2 separate regions of the Homo sapiens genome follow, and region 2 is linked to region 1. The links are chromatin contacts, found by Hi-C in ENCODE. All regions are on one chromosome and are shown on one strand. Each heading gives the region's core, a stretch centred on a gene start or an enhancer-like site at or near the end of the contact. The rest is flanking DNA. Distances are from core to core; before and after follow the strand shown.

Region 1 (5,245 bases), core at 2,476-4,975:
CCTGGCTCTGGCATGGGCTCTGAAACCAGGGGACTTCCCACAGGACTCTGCCTGGCAGTCAGAAGGGGAAAGCACCTCACTGAGCAGCCCTTCCTCTCCACTCAGCCTGCAGGAAGCTGGTGGGGCTTCCTACCCCAGAACTGCCTTAGCCGGCCTTGCCCCTCCCCTCCTGGTCCTGCTCTTTCTGGGCTGGGGGAGGGAGGCTGGCTGGCTGTTTGCTGTTGAAAATAAAAGGCGAATTCAATCAGAACTTAAGCCAGACCCCATCCTAAGGAGCAAGGCCACTCCCCTCCCAGATCAGGTCACACTCCCCTGGCAAGGCAGGCACTCTGACTACACACAGGTTTACACCCTCTAGCAGAGCCCAGGGCCAGGAGGCTCCATCTGGTCAGGCACCAGGACACGTTTGCGGTGACAGTGACTCTGTCCCTGACTTCCACAGGCCAAAGGTAAGCCTACCTGCAGTGACCTTTCCCCAGCATTAAAGACCAGTGCTCACCGTGGCCTTGGGACTCTCACAGAGCCCTGTGTATCCGCATTCACCCCTCGCCTGCGCCCCGCCCGTGCCTTCCCATGATGCACTCATCCCTTCCTGCGAATCCCAGCAGGCCTGCCCAGCTCCCTGTGCCTCAAGGCTGCACCTAGGCAAGGAGAAGTCCCAGAGCCAGCACACATGGAGAGCCGGAGCCATGCTGGGGTCCCTGACATCAGTGAACCTGACCTTGTGCCCATGGTTGAGGCTGCTCCATGGAGGGCAGTGGGATACCAGCTGGGCCATGGCTAACACCCCCATTCCAGGCCTGCCCTGCTGCTGGCCCAGGCAGGTCACTGTCCTCCAGGGCCCAGCCTCCTCACCTACAAACGGCAGTGAAGTGCATGTCCAGCAAGGCCAGGAGTCTCAGGACACCTGTCTGGAGTCTTGTTCACTGCCTACCTGGCCAGGCATGGGGCTGGGGGTGACAGGGCAAGTGGGGCCTCTTGGCACAACCAGCCACAATCTAGGAGGGCAGAGGCCAGCCCTTTGGCTGGGTCACTGCCCATCCCTGAGGTGGGAACTGGAGAGAAGCCCTGGAGTGGGCTTGGCAAGAGGCTGGAGCAATGGCCCTGGACGAGGGGCGGTGCCGGAGATGGTGGCCGGCATCCGAGCCCTCTCTACAAACTGCCACACCCAATCCTGCTGCCATCCTAAGAGGCAGACAGTGGGCAAGTGGCTAGCCCCACCCCACAGCAATCAGGGGCAGAACTAGGGTTGATGAGGAGTTCTCCCAGCCTCACCCAGTGCAGCCCCTACAGAGAAAGGGGAACCCCTGGGGTCAGGGGAGCTGGAGCCCTGTCATGCTCAGCACCATGGGCCTAGACGGGAACCAGCAGAGATGAGCCCGTGCTCATTGGGGATGGAGTTTCCACCCTACCCTCTAGGCAGGTGCCCGGGACAGAGGCTGGCTCCATGCAGGACTGGCTCTGGGGGCAAGGAGGGGTGGAGGACGGCAGGTGACCTCACTCCTCCATCCACTTCCTGGAGGGAGTAGGGAACTGGCTGGCTGGAGGCAGTCCAGGGAGGAGGGGAACTCCCCCGGAATGGCCTTGAGGGTGCATGAGGCCCTGGGAGCCCTTGAGAAGCAGGCCTTGCCCTGGAGGATAATTTGACAGTTTGCAAAGCTCCCCGATCCCTGCTTCAGGAGCCTTCTCAGCAGCCCTGTATGGAGCTAAGTCCTCATGTCACCAGGGCTGGTGGGTGCCGAGGGGACGTGGTGGCTGCACAGGTCATTCCGCAGCCGGGGCATCTAAGCAGCCTCCTCTGTGCTGCTCACTCAGGCTCCACCCCCTACCTCGGGCAGCCCCCTGGGACCTGGCAGGGCAGCAAAAGGTCCCTTAGGGCACAGCCTCTCATCTATGAAGACTCTTGGTCTGTCTGCATGGTCATGTCAGCTATTCACTGTGCACCACCAAGGCTGAGTGGGGCCGAAACCCACCCCCGACCCACCAGCCTGGCAAGGGCCCACAGGACCGTGTCCACCGACTTCATACAGGGCTCTGTGCCTGGGTCTGGAGCAGGGTCGGGGTGGCCTGACGGGTGTGATCACCACCTCCACTCCACCTGCCTCCTCCCACGAGGCCTGCAGGGGTCCTCCCACACTTTGACCCAGGCAGCCCGGGACACCCCACTCCCAGGGTGGGGAGTGGCAGAGGTGGGCATAGGCCACATGTGGCTCTCCAAGCAGACCTGTCCCCAGTGGCTGGGCTGGCACAGGGTTCAGATCATCCTGGTGCCCAAGCACCCTCACACCTAGAGGCAGCCGCTCTTTCTATGGGTCCTGTTTGCAGGCAGGACCCTGAGCTCAGAGAAGCTGAGTGCCCTGCCCATGGGCGATCGCTCCAATTACTCCACCTGCCCCGGGGTCCCCACTGCTGAGGGGGTGGACTGCCTGCGGGCTAAGCAGGGCCTCTGGGGTGTCTCTACTCCAGGACAGGTAGAGTCAGATTCCAGATTCTCTAAGATCTTGGAATCTGAGTGGGGCAGGGGCGGCCCCTTGCTCAGCAAGAGCCTCTAGGGATCTCCATCCTCACCACTCCTCCAGGTGTCAAGCCTTTCAGGGTGTCAGGCACCCATAAGCACTTTGCAGCCTCTTTTTCTCCTCATCCCGCCTCGGGGAAGCCCTCAGAGCTTGAGAAGGCTGTGCTAGTCATCTGTGTTTTTGCAGCCAGAAAGTGGGGGATCCCAGCGCTGCTCCTGGCTGCTTCACTCTCATGCCACCTCCTTTAAGGCCCATCATTTCCCTGCCAAACACCATTACTGTGACAGCAGCAGTGGCTCTTGGCACAGCCAACTACTAGTCTGTGAGCCCATGGTGCCCACCAGGGGACAGAGGACCCTGAGCCCAGGCTCCCAGCTCTTTACCTGGGAGGGTAGGTCCAGAGATGCACAACCCCAATAGCTGGTGCTGAAAGACCAGGTCCTCAAGGCCGGGTGCGGTGGCTCACGCCTGTAATCCCAGCACTTTGGGAGGCCGAGGCGGGTGGATCACGAGGTCAGGAGATCGCGACCAACCTGGCTAACATGGTGAAACCCCTTCTGTACTAAAAATACAAAACAAAATTAGCCGGGTGTGGTGGCGGGCGCCTGTAGTCCCAGCTACTCGGGAGGCTGAGGCAGGAGAATGGCGTGAACCCAGGAGGCAGAGCTTGCAGTGAGCTGAGATCACGCCACTGCACTCCAGCCTGGGCAACAGAGCGAGACTCCGTCTCAAAAAAAAAAAAAAAAAAAAAAAGACCAGGTCCTCTATCTCCCCCACATATGGCTCTTCCACTACGGGACACCTGTGGCCTCAGGTGAGGCTTGCAGAGAACCTTTGTGCCTATCACTCTTTTGATTTGTGCGTTTGATTTTATAAAGATCCCTGTAAGCCAGCAGGCATCGTCCCTGGCCTGGAGATGTAGAAACTGAGGCCCAGGGACAAAGTGACTTACCCAAGGTCCCATAGCTCAACTTGGCAGAACTGGGACCCCACCAGCCCCCTAAACTTTACACTGACCACATCTCTACTCCAGCAATGACACAGAGCACCCTCTGCTACCTGTACCCCCAGTCCAGAGACCAAGCTCCAGGCTTGCAGGAGGTCTACTTACTGGCCTCGAAGCAGAGCTGGGCACCCATCAGTCTAAGGTCCTCGGGCACAGGTCCCCAGGTCTAGAAGGAACTGCCTGGAGAAGGCCAGTGGACAGGTTACCAAAGATTCAGCAGGTCTGCTTTTTATGGGCCAGAGATCACGTTACAAAGTTGATGATTAATTCAATGGTGCTGTCATGTGTTACTATATCCAGGGGATTTCCCAGTGATTTCTCCTGACTCGCAGACTGACCTGCTGGAGCTGGCCGGCCTAAGAGAAGGAAACAGGAATGGGGGTCTGGCCTGGGTAGGTCTTACGGTAGCCTTCTTTCTCACTTCTGACCAATCTCAAGCTGGCTGTGCATTGTAATGGTCCAAGCATGTTAATAAATACCTATGTCCAGCCCCGCCCCCAAAGACTCCGGTTCCACTGGCCTAGGGTGGAACCCAGGCATCAGGAGTTTACAGAGCAACGCAGATGATTCTAATGTACAGCCAGGATGGAGATTCACTGCAGCAGACCCTGGCACACAGAAGGAACTCAATCTGTGTTGCTGAAGCAGATTGAATTGCATTTGCTGTATCCCAGGACCTGGGAAATTGTGCACCTCCAACAGAAAGGAGGGGTAAAGCAGACAGAAGAGGAGAGGAGCTGATGGTCCCTCCAGCCTTTCTCACTGGAATTTCTGGGAATTCCACTTTCCCAGAACTGCCACAAAATGCAAATAGCCCTACAGACAGTCACTGCAAAGGTCTAGCTCCCAATGTGTTAGCACTGGAAAAGAAGCCAAAGGTATTCTAGCCCGTCAATATTTATTTCGGTTAGGAAAACTGAGGATCATGGAGGGAAGGTGGCTTACTCTAACCTAGTGCTCCTCACTCACATTGCAACATACTCTCAAATCTCCTGGGGATCTTGTTAAAATGCAGATTGACTCAGAAAGCCTGAGGCCCTACCTGAGATAAGTGGACCCGACTTTTTTTTTTGAGACAGGGTCTCACTGTCATTCAGGCTAGAGTGCAGTGGTGTGATCATGGCTCACTACAACCTCAAACTCCCAAGCTCAATTGATCCTCCCACCTCAGCCTCCTGAGTAGCTGGGACCACAGGTGCATTCCACCATGCTCAGCTAATATTTCTGATATTGTGAAGACAGGTCTAGCTATGTGGCCCAGGCTGGTCTCAAACTTCTGGCCTCAAGCAGTCCCCCCATCTTGGCATCCCCAGGTGCTGAGATTACAGGCATGAGCCACCGCACCTGGCCAAGTGGACCCCACTTTCGGGGGCAAGGGCCTGGTGGGTTTGGAGCCTTGTGAGTGCCCTGACCCTCAACCTGTGGGCTAAGCCCCTCCCAAGACCCCAGATCAAGGCCACAATCAGTGACTGCTCGGCTAAGGGATGGCTAGTGCCAGGTACGTCTCCACCTTAGTGCAGGCTGCCTTGGGTGGTTCCCCAGAGCGCTGCAGCCATGCATCTTGTTAATAAATCACACTCTCATGAGAGGTATGTATGGCATCTTATTAGGGAAGTCAACTCTGAGCCTCAGACTGTCTGGAAAATTACCTGGCAAGCTATGGCCCTCAGGCCACCCAAAGCCAGCAGGCTGGGGTGGTATAGTTGCATCAGTGGGACCTTGG
Region 2 (5,735 bases), core at 2,309-4,808, 350 kb before region 1:
TGGCCCGGAGGGTGTGCTGCCCTTACCCAGACCCCGTGGGAGGACCCCGGAGAAGGGCAGGAGGGTGGTGCCCAGGGAGGCGCCCTGTGTGCCAGCAGGGAAGGCCTGCAGCTGGGGGGCCACCTGCCTTCCTCCCTTCTCTCTCCTTTTCCTCTACGTACCCACTGTCTCTTTGTTCTCCTCCTCCTCACCCATCTCTCTCCTCCTCCCCAACCCCTCACTGCTCCCCATCTTCAGGCCACCCCCCTACCCTCAGTAAATATCCCCCTCAGCCAGAGGAGGCCAAGGGAGGGGAGCTGAGCAGTGGCTGAGGCAGGGACGCTGGTCCTGGCCCATGCTGTCCAGGCTCAGGGGATGCCCTGGCAAGCCTCTCCCAGGACTCCTGCCCCTCGTATGGACTTAAAGGACTGAGGCCCCTGATGCCAGTGCCTGGCCCAAGATGAACCAGTATAGAGCCTGCCTCTCCCTGCTCAGAGACCACAGTGGTGACAGCCAATCCTCACTCAAGGGCCTGGCTTAGAGGACTCGCCAACGACCCCCATTCACCCTGCAACCCCAACTTCCACACCTCCGCTCTTGCTGTTCTCTGCCCCTGGATTGCTGGAGCCGCCTCTTCTGTGGATCCTTCTGTGTCCCAGCCCAGCCCTCCCGACTTCTCCTCCATTCTGGGCTCAAGCACGGCTGCCTCTTCAGCCTGTGATGCACTCCTGGAGGCCAGAGGAGGTGCTCCGTGACCGCTCCTGAGCACTAGGTCTGCAGACTGGCCTGCACGTGCCCAGCCTTGCCCTGGCCAGGCCTGCTGGACCAGAGAAACCCAGAGGATAAAGGCCCAAGGTCACAATGCAGGGGAGTGTCCCATGCCCCCCAGGGAAGGCGCCCAGAGCCGAAGTCTTCTCCCTCTGGGGACTGAAGCCCCTCCTTAAGGCAGGGGAACGGGCACACCACCTCAACACAGGTTGCTCACCAGGCACAATAGGATTGTTGGCTTCTGCGTGCACCAGAATTTCACCTCCCTCCACCCTTCTCCACCCACCAGGCCCCTCTGCTCAGCCTCAGACCCCAGCCCAGAATGTCCAGTTGCTAATGGCCCCAGTCAGTGAGCTCCCAGAAGCTGCTCCATGCTCCCCAGATCCTGGAGGCCAGAGTAGCCGGGGGCCTGGCTGCAACTGCCTGGGCTGGAGACCCAGAGGGTTTCCTCGCCTCTATTCCAGCAGCACCAGGCACCTGGATGTTGTCTCATTCTGGCTAAAAATAAGAACTATTTGGCAATGTTTTCCAATAACTTCCAATTACTGTGAATCTACCGTGAGCTAGCTACATTAAATCATACTTCTCAGCCAGGTGCGGTGGCTAATGTCTGTAATCCCAGCGCTTTGGGAGGCTGAAGCGGGCGGATCACAAGATTAGGAGATCAAGACCATCCTGGCTAACACAATGAAACCCCGTCTCTACTAAAAATACAAAAAGAAATTAGCCAGGTGTGTTGGCGGGCGCCTGTAGTCCCAGCTACCAGGGAGGCTGAAGCAGGAGAATTACTTGAACCCAGGAGGCGGAGCTTGCAGCAAGCTGAGATCACACCACTGCACTCCAGCCTGGGCAACAGAGCGAGACTCCATCTCAAAAAAAAAAAAAAAATCACACTTCTCATCAGTTTCACATCACTTTGCGGGACAGGAATTACTTGCTATTCCCATTTGGCGGATGAGGAATTTTTTCCCCAATGTCAAGGCAGAACTGGGACTCCCGCCCATCCTTTCCTCGTTAAGGCCCCTGGGCTCTGTGCATTAGTCCTGCCTCTCCGATGGTGGTAAGGTCCTCCAAGGAAGAGGAGGCCTGACATGCCCATGGCCGCACTGCCACCCATGCCCCTGGCACCATCTGACCTTGGTTGGAGCCCAGCAGTCCCCCACCCCCACCCAGTGGAAACAGAACAGAAATGCGTGTGTGCCCAGGACCCGGGGCATGGGACCTCACATGTGGCTACAAATTAGATGGGCTACAGATTAGTTGTGGGTTAGAACCCCAGATGGGTTCACCATCTTCCAGGGGCTGGGGAACCCCCTCCACCTTGGCTGAGAGATGAGCCCACTTCAAACACACTTTTACCTTTTACTTATTCTCCAAAATTTGTTTGGAATGATGACATAAAATATGAGAAAAACAAACAAGCACTGTTTTTTAAACCAGAAAAGCAGAGAGGTGGTTAACTCCATGCCACAAAAGGATCAGAGACCCGGCATGTCATGTGCCCACACCAGGGCCCATGTTGGGGTGACTCCAAGCAGTGTGACAAACTGGTTTGGGGGCTAATGTGAGGTTACAGCAGAGGTTTCCCAAACCAACCAGTTGGTTTCAGAATCAGCCAGGCCCTGTTGTCTCCTAACCAGACTATGATAACAGCCACCCCCAGGTCCTGGGCACCTGCCTCTGCCTCTCCCGGCCCCGTCTGCCCACCCCCTCCCATCACAGCCCAAGTCTTCTTCCCCGAGGGAAATCTGAGTCCCAGCTCCCTATAGTTGCCTCTGGGATGCATCCACACCCTTCAGCAGGGAGTCAAGGCCCCATCTTTCTTCCCCTTATTTGATTCATGTTCTTCAGCAAAGCCCAGCTTAGTTCTTCCCACCACCCTGTGCCCATGGCCCCCAAACCACCTTGCTCACAGCAGCCACTCTGTCTGCAATGCCCTTCTTGTGGACTCAGAATGCCCTCATGCCCGCCTCCCTGGGGCCAGCACCAATGCTGCCTCCTCCAGGAAGCTTCCCCGTCACCCTGGCGGAGCGTGGTGGCTCCCTCTTGGGTGCCCTGCAGCTCTGTGAAGCCCTCAGGGACTTGCTGTCCCATGGGAGCTGCTGTCATGCAGCTGCTTCCAAGCAGGCTCCACCCTCTTGGATGTCTCCCTCTGTCCTCACCCCAGGGATTCTCATCAGCCCTTCTTTACAGATATGGAAACTGAGGCTCAGAGAGGGAAAGTGAGTCATGCTTGGTGAATCCTAAGCAAGAGGCTGGAGGGGCAGAAGACATGTCCTGTACAGGCTGCCCAGAGCCATGCTGCCTTCCCCCACCCTCAGCAGAACCTGCCTGCCCCCAGGTCAGCCACCGTCCCCCCAGGAGGCCCCCATGCCTGAACACAGGGGTGGCCCCTGCCAGAGCCACACTGGGCAAGTAGGGCTGTGGACAGGACCAGTGCACAGCCATGGTTCCCACAGGGCAGAAGGAACAGGTTACAGAAAACCACTGGGCTTATCCTCAGCCATCTCCTACCTCCCCAAGGAGCCCTTGGGGCCTGGGGACAGGTCAGTAGCAGAGGAAGGACAAGGGGCTTACAAGCATCTTGGCCCTGGCATGGAGTCGAAAATGGGTGAGCAGGTGGCCACATGGGTTGGGGACCACAGGGCCAGGCAGTGTCCGGCAGCCCAGAAGCCCTGAGCTGAGGCTAAGCGGGGCTCTCCCCACACCCCACCCTATAGAGGGTGGAGGAAGTTCCCTGCTGGGTCCAGGGCTGGGACAGTGACAGGCCCCAGCGGGGAGAAGGCCCCATAGTCCCAGTCCGCCAAGGGAAATAGAAACTGCTCACACGCCAGCAGTAGGGCGCACACGGGGTGCCTTCCCCTCATGGCGTGCAAGGAGGGGTGGCCCCTCTGTGTGGGCGGCGGCAGTGCTGAATCATGTCACCCTGCCCCTGCCGCTTCACTGGGAAAGGGGCCCCAGCAGCACCACCTCACCCTGCTGTTGTCGGAACTGAATGAGCCACCATCCGGGAAGGTGTTTTGGAAGCTGTGAACGGCCTGCCATACGTAAATAATTAAAATAATGAAGGAACAACAGACTCATGAGGGCAGGCAAGTGGGCTGGCCTCCCAGCACAGGGGGCAGCCCCCACCTATAGGGAGACCCCAGAAGAAGCTTTTCTTCTGTCCCCCAGCCTCTCTCCAGGCATAGGGCTCTTCCTGGCCCCTCTGCCCATGTGTAAGCTTCTCTCACAGCCGAGGACAAAGCCTTCCCCAGGACCCTCCTGCTCTGGCACCTCTCAGCCTCCTGGCCCTTGACTCCTCAACTTTGGATCCTGTGGGGCAAGAGAGGGCAGTCAGGGAGAGCAGAGGCCCCATGGTTGTCAATTCAGGGGGAGCGTCACAGACAGTGCCCCCCTGCCCCACCTAGCTGGGCCCCTTCCTCGTGCATCTCCGGGCTGCTTATGCTAAGAGAACCTTCCTCCTTTCCCTGATCGGCAGCCCCTTCTGTAGGCTCCATGCAGCAGGTGCTGGGACAGAAGAAATCCATGCTGGTGCACTGCAGCCGTCTGCTCCCGAGAGGGCCGCCTCGGGACCTGCTGCCCAGCACGGGCTCGGGCAAGGCTTGCTGAGAGGCTCAGGGCACGGGGGATCCAGGAGTCCAAGGTGGACCCAGGGGGCCTGGCCGCCTGCACAGCCCCTTCTTGTCCTAGCTTGGCAGGAGGCCCTCAGACCCTGGCCAGTGAGGTCCAGAGAGTCTGCACTGGGACAGCCCAGTCACATCAGCGGCAAGAAGAGTCGCGAGAGAGCCAGGAGCTGGGTCACGAGAGGGTGTTGCTGACTGTTTTTGGCCCCAGCCCCTTCTTGCCCCTTCAATAAACTTCTCCTCCTCCACCCTGGAATTTCCCCAGGAGGATCACACACATTAGAGGGGCGCTGCCCAGAACTAAGACCTCCGTGAGACTCAGCCATTCAACACATATTTGTGGAGCAGCTCTTATGCGCCAGGCACCGCTCTGGGCTCTGGGAATGCAGTGGCTTTGCTGGTTACTCTCTGTCCCCTTCCCCTTCCCAGACCCGTTCTCCTCCCTGCTCTGGGCCCACAGGCTGCCATGCACGGACAGTCAGGTGGGATCTCTCACTCTCTGCTTCCTGACTACTCAGCCAGAAGGCACCAGGAGGCGAAGTGGGGAAAGAGTCTCGAGGACTTCTATCCCTGCTCCTCCTCTGCCCTGACACCAAGGTGTGGGCCGGGCTGGGTCCCTCTGGGACTCCCGTTCCCATAGCTCGGCCCCTCTTCACAGCCCTCGCTGTCCCAGACTCTGACAACATCTTCCCTCTCCTTGTTCTCCCAGCCCAAAAAAGAAGAATGGCCTTGTGGTACAGTGCAAAAATGACTACAACATTTTGACGCTCTTCTATCAAGAGGTGGAGTCCAATTCTCCACAACACATCAAGGACACAGGACAGCCCAGCCTGTGGCACAGGTGCTTTCTCACACATCCTGCCCAGACGCCCACGGTTCCTGGTACTGTGTGTTTGCCCTCGCTGCAAATATGCCCGATTTGTTCAACTACAGCTGTGTTCCTCGTGGTCTTTGGCTGGAGGGAGTTGAGAGACCCCACCTCTATCCTGGTTCCAGCCTCGCCCCTCCTCCTGTAGCATCCAGAATGAACTTTCTAAGTTTCTAAATTGCTCTGCTGGAAACCTTTCAGTGGCACCCAGGTATGTCGGTAGCAGTTCGATTTGGCTGACAGGACAGTGGCCCAGGGTTAAGTGGGGACTAGGAGCTCAGGCTGGTATGCAGGCTCTCCTCCCCAGAACTCCCAGCATATAAAAACTATAAAAACCCTAGAAGAAAACCTAGGAAATACCATTCTGGACACAAGCCCTGGCAGAGACTCCAAAAGCAATTGGAACAAAACCAAAAATTAACAAATGGGACCTAATTAAACTAAACAGCTTCTACACAGCAAAAGAAACCATCAACAGAGTAAACAGGCAACCT

What was found. A loop is a pair of places that touch in the nucleus more often than their neighbours do. Pooled maps may share reads with other maps.
Region 2: a loop to region 1 is called in a map of right lobe of liver, with 2.8 times the contacts of the local background. The contact joins the enhancer-like site here to the promoter of NEURL3 in region 1. A Hi-C loop is called at or near these places in 11 of 168 maps with a recorded cell type or tissue (CD4-positive, alpha-beta T cell, CD4-positive, alpha-beta memory T cell, aorta and 6 more), 1 of 37 single-sample maps with no recorded cell type and 5 of 50 pooled maps.

What each region holds. Positions count from the first base shown.
Region 1 is chr2:96,501,632-96,506,876 of GRCh38, forward strand. NEURL3 (neuralized E3 ubiquitin protein ligase 3) reads right to left here and starts at 3,726. Exons shown (of 4, transcript NM_001285485.2): 1 at 3,628-3,726. The coding sequence starts at 3,655.
Region 2 is chr2:96,154,378-96,160,112 of GRCh38, forward strand. No RefSeq gene overlaps it. Among named protein-coding and RNA genes, the nearest start is that of DUSP2, 12 kb to the left of the region's middle. RefSeq lists enhancers at 2,894-2,983, 3,163-3,701, 3,513-3,807, 3,524-3,933, 4,094-4,233 and 1 more. Within about 2 kb of position 3,559, at least 7 of the 41 ENCODE cell types and tissues checked have a DNase peak (open chromatin) inside an H3K27ac peak, as active enhancers do.